2 separate regions of the Homo sapiens genome follow, and region 2 is linked to region 1. Evidence: chromatin loops called from intact Hi-C (ENCODE). Cell type or tissue: breast epithelium. All regions are shown on one strand. Links, peaks and the distances in the headings refer to the core of each region. The heading gives the core; the rest is flanking DNA.

Region 1 (2,921 bases), core at 220-2,719:
TTCTTATTTTCCTTTTCAGGATGTCCAGCGTGGAACCACATTCAAATACCCTGTGTATGATCATGTCCTGAAAAACTCGCCAGCAATACACAGTGGCTCCAAATGCTGGCACTGGTACACAGTTTAGCAAATGTGTATCTGCTACGTGCCCCTTTCAAGGAGTGAGGACCTTATGGGTTTGAATAAGAACGGCCATGTCTCACAAATTTTGTCAGAAGCAAAATCTGATGCTTAAGACATTTTACAGTGAAGCCTCACTATATTCATGTATACAGTACTTTTTAATGGGGCTTCAAAAAACAGCTCTACCACAGAACGGGAGAGTCTATCCCAATCTTGGGCTGGTATTTTATAGGCCAGACCTGCTGTAACTTTTGGTAAGCCTCTGTTCTGGTTATACTAAGGCTCAACTTTCACTGATAACTATTTACTCTAGTTCCAGGTCATGGTGACCTGTGAAAAATCTTTGGCCAGTTATGTGTGGAATTACCATTAAGCTTAAGTACTGCCATATAGTATTCTAATGCTTCTGCTTTATACAAAAAGTAAACTACAACGAAAGGTGTATTATCAATTTTGTTCTTTAAAATCTTGAGCCCCGGAGTTAATGTATGTGGACTCTGGTCCTTGCCAGTTCACTCTGTGCTTTTATGGGCCAACCTTGCCCATGTCAGGCAGTAGTGAGGACTTCAGGGACAACTTCCAAAGTAAATAGTTTTGTGTTAGGAGAATTCTGGGGGTTAGGAAGAAATTTTTGAAAGTATTTTTGGCTAATCGGCTTGTGCTTCCTGCTTCCAGGTGATCCCCCATTGCAACCTTCCAACCACCCCAATACCCCCCATATTCCATTCCATATGGTGAAGCAAAAGCCCTCAACAGCACTTCTAATCTGATTTCCAAGCACCCACTAACTAGGCGTCATCTCCGTTCTTTCTAATGGATGAACAAACAGGGTCAGGGAAGTATGTGACTGGACCAAAGTCACACAAAGCCAGGACGAGAACCCAGGTCTTCTGTTTCCTGGCTCACGTTCTTTTCACTGGGACCGCTTACTATATTTTAAAATTTTAGGGTAAGAAAGAACCTTGGGATAATCATTTAGTCCAATCCCTTCTCTTAAAGACCCTCAGGTGCAAAAAAGAAACTGACCTGTATAGAGTCAAACATCTAGTCACAAGGCCATCATCTGAGGGTTCCTGATGGCCAGAAAATAATATTCTCTTGGCAAAATGAAGATGAAAAGAAAACAAGCTACAAAATCACCAACAGTTAGGGCCTAACAGAGTTCCAAAGTTCATGTATGGCAAGAGTTAAATGAGAACTTCCAGGCTCAAGGAATGCTTCTACAAGAGAATCAGATCAGAGGCTGCATGCTGGCAGCTGGAATTTGGCCTGGAGACGTGGTGGTTCGCTTTGTCTGCAAGTGGTGGTTATACATGTGAAGTCAGCCAATGCTAGAAAAAAAATCGAGATATTTAACATAAAAAAAAAATCCAGGCTGGGCACGGTGGCTCACACTTGTAATCCCAGCACTTTGGGGGGCCGAGATAGGAGGATTGCTTGAGCTCAGGAGTATCAAGACCAGCCTGGGCAACATAGTGAGATGACATCTCTTAAAGGAAAAAAAAAAGATCCAGATTTCTGGCTTTTCTTGAAAAAAATCTAAAGGTCTGATATGCCTGTACCCACATCCCCAACCCCACCAATCAGCCAGAGGTGAGTAAAGGCTGCCTCTTGGGAGGTGGCACCTGTTCTCTGGCTCTCCACCATCTCCACTGCTCCTCCAGGTCTCCCTGACCCTGAGGCCATGAGTGCATCAAATACTTCTCTCCTCTCCTCTCCTCTCATTACATGGCCCTCCTCCCATTTAGAAAGTTTGTCTCCACTGAACTAGATGAGGCCAAGGGATTTTAAACTTTCAACTGTTTTGTCTAACCTTACTTGGTTTTATGTTATTTTTTATTTTTTTAAGGAACACAGACATTGTCACAATTCAACCACAGAGAAGACTTGTCCAGCTGAGGCTTTCAAATTCAATAATTATTTGGAGATATGCTACTAGAAACTTTCAGAGAGGACAAAGAAAAGGTATCATTACAGTGTAAGAAGGCTGGAGTGGATTAGCATTGCTCACAGTTGTAGAGAGAAATACTTGGCTGATATCAAAATACATCGTTGGATGGTAAAGTAGACTATGTTGTTGATATGAATGTGTCAACCTTCACTTCTCCCCCTAAACCCACACACTGAAGGGGTGAGTTTAAGTCTGGGCACAGGATGTCAAAAGTTCTCAGGCATGGAACAAGCCACAGAATGGATTAAAAAATACCCCAAGCGGAAGAAAGCCATACACTATTAGACATTCCATTTTTTTTTTTTTTTTTTTGACACAGAGTCTTGCTCTGTCACCCAGGCTGGAGTGCAGTGGCACAATCTCAGCTCACTGCAACCTCCACCTCCTGGGTTCAAGCGATTCTCCTGCCGCAGCCTCCTGAGTAGCTGGGATTACAGGTGCCTGCCACCACACCTGGCTATTTTTTTTTTTTTTTTTTTTAATGAGACTGAGTTTCACTCTTGTTGCCCAGGCTGGAATGCAATGACGTGATCTTGGCTCACTGCAACCTCTGCCTCCCGGGTTCAAGCAATTCTCCTGCCTCAGTCTCCTGAGTAGCTGATATTACAGGCATGTGCCACCATGCCCAGCTAACTTTTTTGTATTTTTAGTAGAAACGGGGTTTCTCCATGTTGGTCAGGCTGGTCTCAAACTCCTGACCTCAGGTGATCCACCCACCTCAGCCTCCCAAAGTGCTGGGATTACAGACGTGAGCCACTGCGCCTGGCCCTAATTTTTGTATTTTTAGTAGAGACAGGGTTTCACTATGTTGTCCAGGCTGGTCTCGAACTCCTGACCTCAGGTGATC
Region 2 (2,921 bases), core at 171-2,670, 370 kb before region 1:
AGGAAATTAAGATTCAGAGGGGTTGGGTCACTTTCTGAGGTCACATAAATAGCATATGATTGAGCTGGCATTTGACTTGGGGTCTGTGTGTCTACAAATCCAGTGCTTTGTCTTCACACCACACCACTGCTGGAGGCCTACAGAATTATAAGGAACCCAAATGAGACAGGGAAATGCACACAACCTTACTCTATAACTGCACCTAAACCATGCCAGGCTATTGAGTGTTGACTGCTAGTCCCCCCATAGCTCCAGGAAAGGGAATGACTCATCTGTTTAGAAACTCCCATACAACAATCCTTACTAGAACTTACCACTAAACCAAAATCTTGAGTTTGTAAATACAACAAGCAGTTGTCATCACCCTGAGACAAAACAAATTTCCTTACTTTTGGTGATTATTAGGTCCTTAAATATATTTTATGTAGTTAAATAATTTAATTTATTTTTGTTTGCCTTAACCAAAGTTATACAAGCTCATGGTTTAAATAAGCTTTAAATAAGGTTTGATATAAAAAATAATGGTCCCTTGTACCTCCTCTCAATATATTTCTCTCCACTCCAAAGGCGGCCACATTCAATGTTTTCAGCAATTTTGTTTTGTTCGTTTGATTAATTTGTTGGTTGGTAGTTTTGATGTTTACTTCCACAACTTTTTAATGCTATATTTGCTTATGTTACTAATTTGATTTTTCAAGTGTAGGCATTTTCCGTGACTTCTCACTGTGAAATACAAGGGCACAGCTTTCTTTCACCACCCTCTCCCACCCCATCCCACACATCCACCCTTCCCATCTTTTCATCTACTTACTATCTTTACATCAAAATTTTGATTAGATTAATACTTAGTATTTATGTTAGTTATAGTGAAGCTCTGTAGTATATATAATTCTTCTTTTTGTTTTGGCCAAAACTTTTGCTTCCCTGGAGTTGGTTTTTGTTGGTTTTAGCAAATATTCTCTGTGTATATCACTAATTTAACCCCAAACTCTCCATCAAATGCTTAACATTTTTTCTTTCTTTTCTTTCTCTCTTTCTTCCTCTTTCCTTCCTTCCTTCTTTCTCTTTCCATTTTTCTTTATTTTTCTTTCTCTCCTTCTTTCTTTTGAGATGGGGGTCTTGCTATGATGCCCAGGCTAGAGTGCAGTGGCTATTCAAAAGCATGATCATAGTGTACTGCAGCCTAGAACTTCCAGGCTCAAGCCACTTTCCTGCCTCAGCCTCTCAATTAACTGGGATTACAGGCATGTGTTACCATGCCCTTTTTCTTAAAATATTCAGATGCATCAGGAATTCTTTTATTTTTACCCTCCTGAAAAATATCTCCCCTTACACCTTATAACATGCATTACCTGGACAGATGGCCCTGGACACCAGGTGCACACTTGCTACCTGGGACGTCCCTTGCTTATGTCCTGGGAACTCCCTTTGCCTGTCTCTTGTATTCATTGCCTTCCTTTATATTGGCTTCATATCCTCATTTTGGTGGAGCACATCCTTGAGTAGCTTCTGAGAATGAAAACATGAGAGGTAAAATATTTTGAGACCTTACATGACTAAAATTCAACTTATTTTCTATGTTTTCACATTCCTAAATTTCTAACCTTTAATTATTTTCTATATTCTCTAAATCTCATACAATTTGTTACAAATCTCTTAAACTGGTGGGACTGAGACTGACCATAGTATTCCAGTAATAGTCTGAAGAATGTAATACAAGAATTATTAATACTTTGTGATTCTGAATTTGGTCTTCTAAATTCCTCCCTGACACAGTTGCATACTGCAGTTACAGTGCATTTGTCTTTTCTCCCCACATGTGTTCCTATTTAGGATCAACACCTCTCAATTTTTCTAAGGTCATTTTAAATTCCATTCTTATGTTCTGAAGTGCTAATAACCCTGTCTCTTAACATCAGCCATACTGAGCTTCATAAATATCATAAAAATTACTGATAAAGTACACAATATATAATACTTCTAGACCCTCAAACCTGCTGCCATTACTTCTAATGGCCAATTTAAAATGATTCCAAACCACTAAATAATGAGAAAGCTTGACACATATGACCAAATTATTTCTTCATAAAGAAAAGAATGTTTTGTGGTTGAGTATCAAGATGTCTGAGTTCTGGGGGATTTATCCTATTGTTTTTCCAAGGGTGTTCAGCCTCTACCTTTCAAAGGCAATCTCTTTCCTTATTTAAAAAATTAGGCAGCATATATAGCTCTTTTTCCATACCACAAGCATTCATCCTGTTAATACTAAACAGGTTTATAATTACAGAGGCAGCAAGGCATAGTGAAAGAGTACTTACTTCAAGAGTAAGAAGACTAATGCTAGTAATGCTTTCCTATGATCCAATATTTGTTGGAGATATTATCCATCAAATATGTTTGATGGATTTATTAATCCATCAAATAGGTGCTCAAATGGAACACCTATTATGTGCCAGGTACTGTGCTAGGTACTGGAACTACAGAATGAAAAAGATAGACATGGTCCCAGTCCTTGTTTAAGGGACAACAGATACTGGGCAAGTAATAACAAGTTGAGCATTATAACTTAACCTCCATGAGACTCAGTTTCCTGTGTAAAATAAGGAAAATAATAACTGCACCCCATATGTTCAAATGAGGTCATATTGTAGAAAAAACTTTATAAGCTCTCTTTTTCCAGATGAACTACAGGCATCTTCTACTAGCTTTTGATTTTCCAGAGCCACAGAGCATATCTTACTTATCTTTGTAATCTCAGCAAGTGGTGCAGTGCTTGTCAAGTTAGCAGGACTCAACACGTGTCTGCTGAGCAAGCAACAACTCCAGAAGAAGACAAATCCATATTTTTACACAATTAAAAGCCTTTTCATTTTCTTGCCAAGATTATCCACCCATTCATGAATTTATGAACATTATTAGTA

Evidence for each region. Hi-C counts contacts between places; a loop is a spot of excess contacts. Peaks named below come from ENCODE experiments on the same cell type or tissue, not always from the same donor. Only the 100,000 strongest peaks of a DNase experiment are listed, where the experiment ranks them.
Region 2: a loop joins it to region 1, with 18 times the contacts of the local background. A loop is called at or near these places in 21 of 110 quality-filtered maps.

What each region holds. Positions count from the first base shown.
Region 1 is chr3:150,756,203-150,759,123 of GRCh38, forward strand. All of the region lies in intron 1 of SIAH2 (siah E3 ubiquitin protein ligase 2), which reads right to left. Among named protein-coding and RNA genes, the nearest start is that of SIAH2-AS1, 4.3 kb to the right of the region's middle. In breast epithelium, for the core only: no CTCF peak of the experiment used is centred there; no DNase peak of the experiment used is centred there; H3K27ac peaks cover 843 bases.
Region 2 is chr3:150,391,159-150,394,079 of GRCh38, forward strand. No RefSeq gene overlaps it. Among named protein-coding and RNA genes, the nearest start is that of TSC22D2, 16 kb to the right of the region's middle. In breast epithelium, for the core only: no CTCF peak of the experiment used is centred there; no DNase peak of the experiment used is centred there.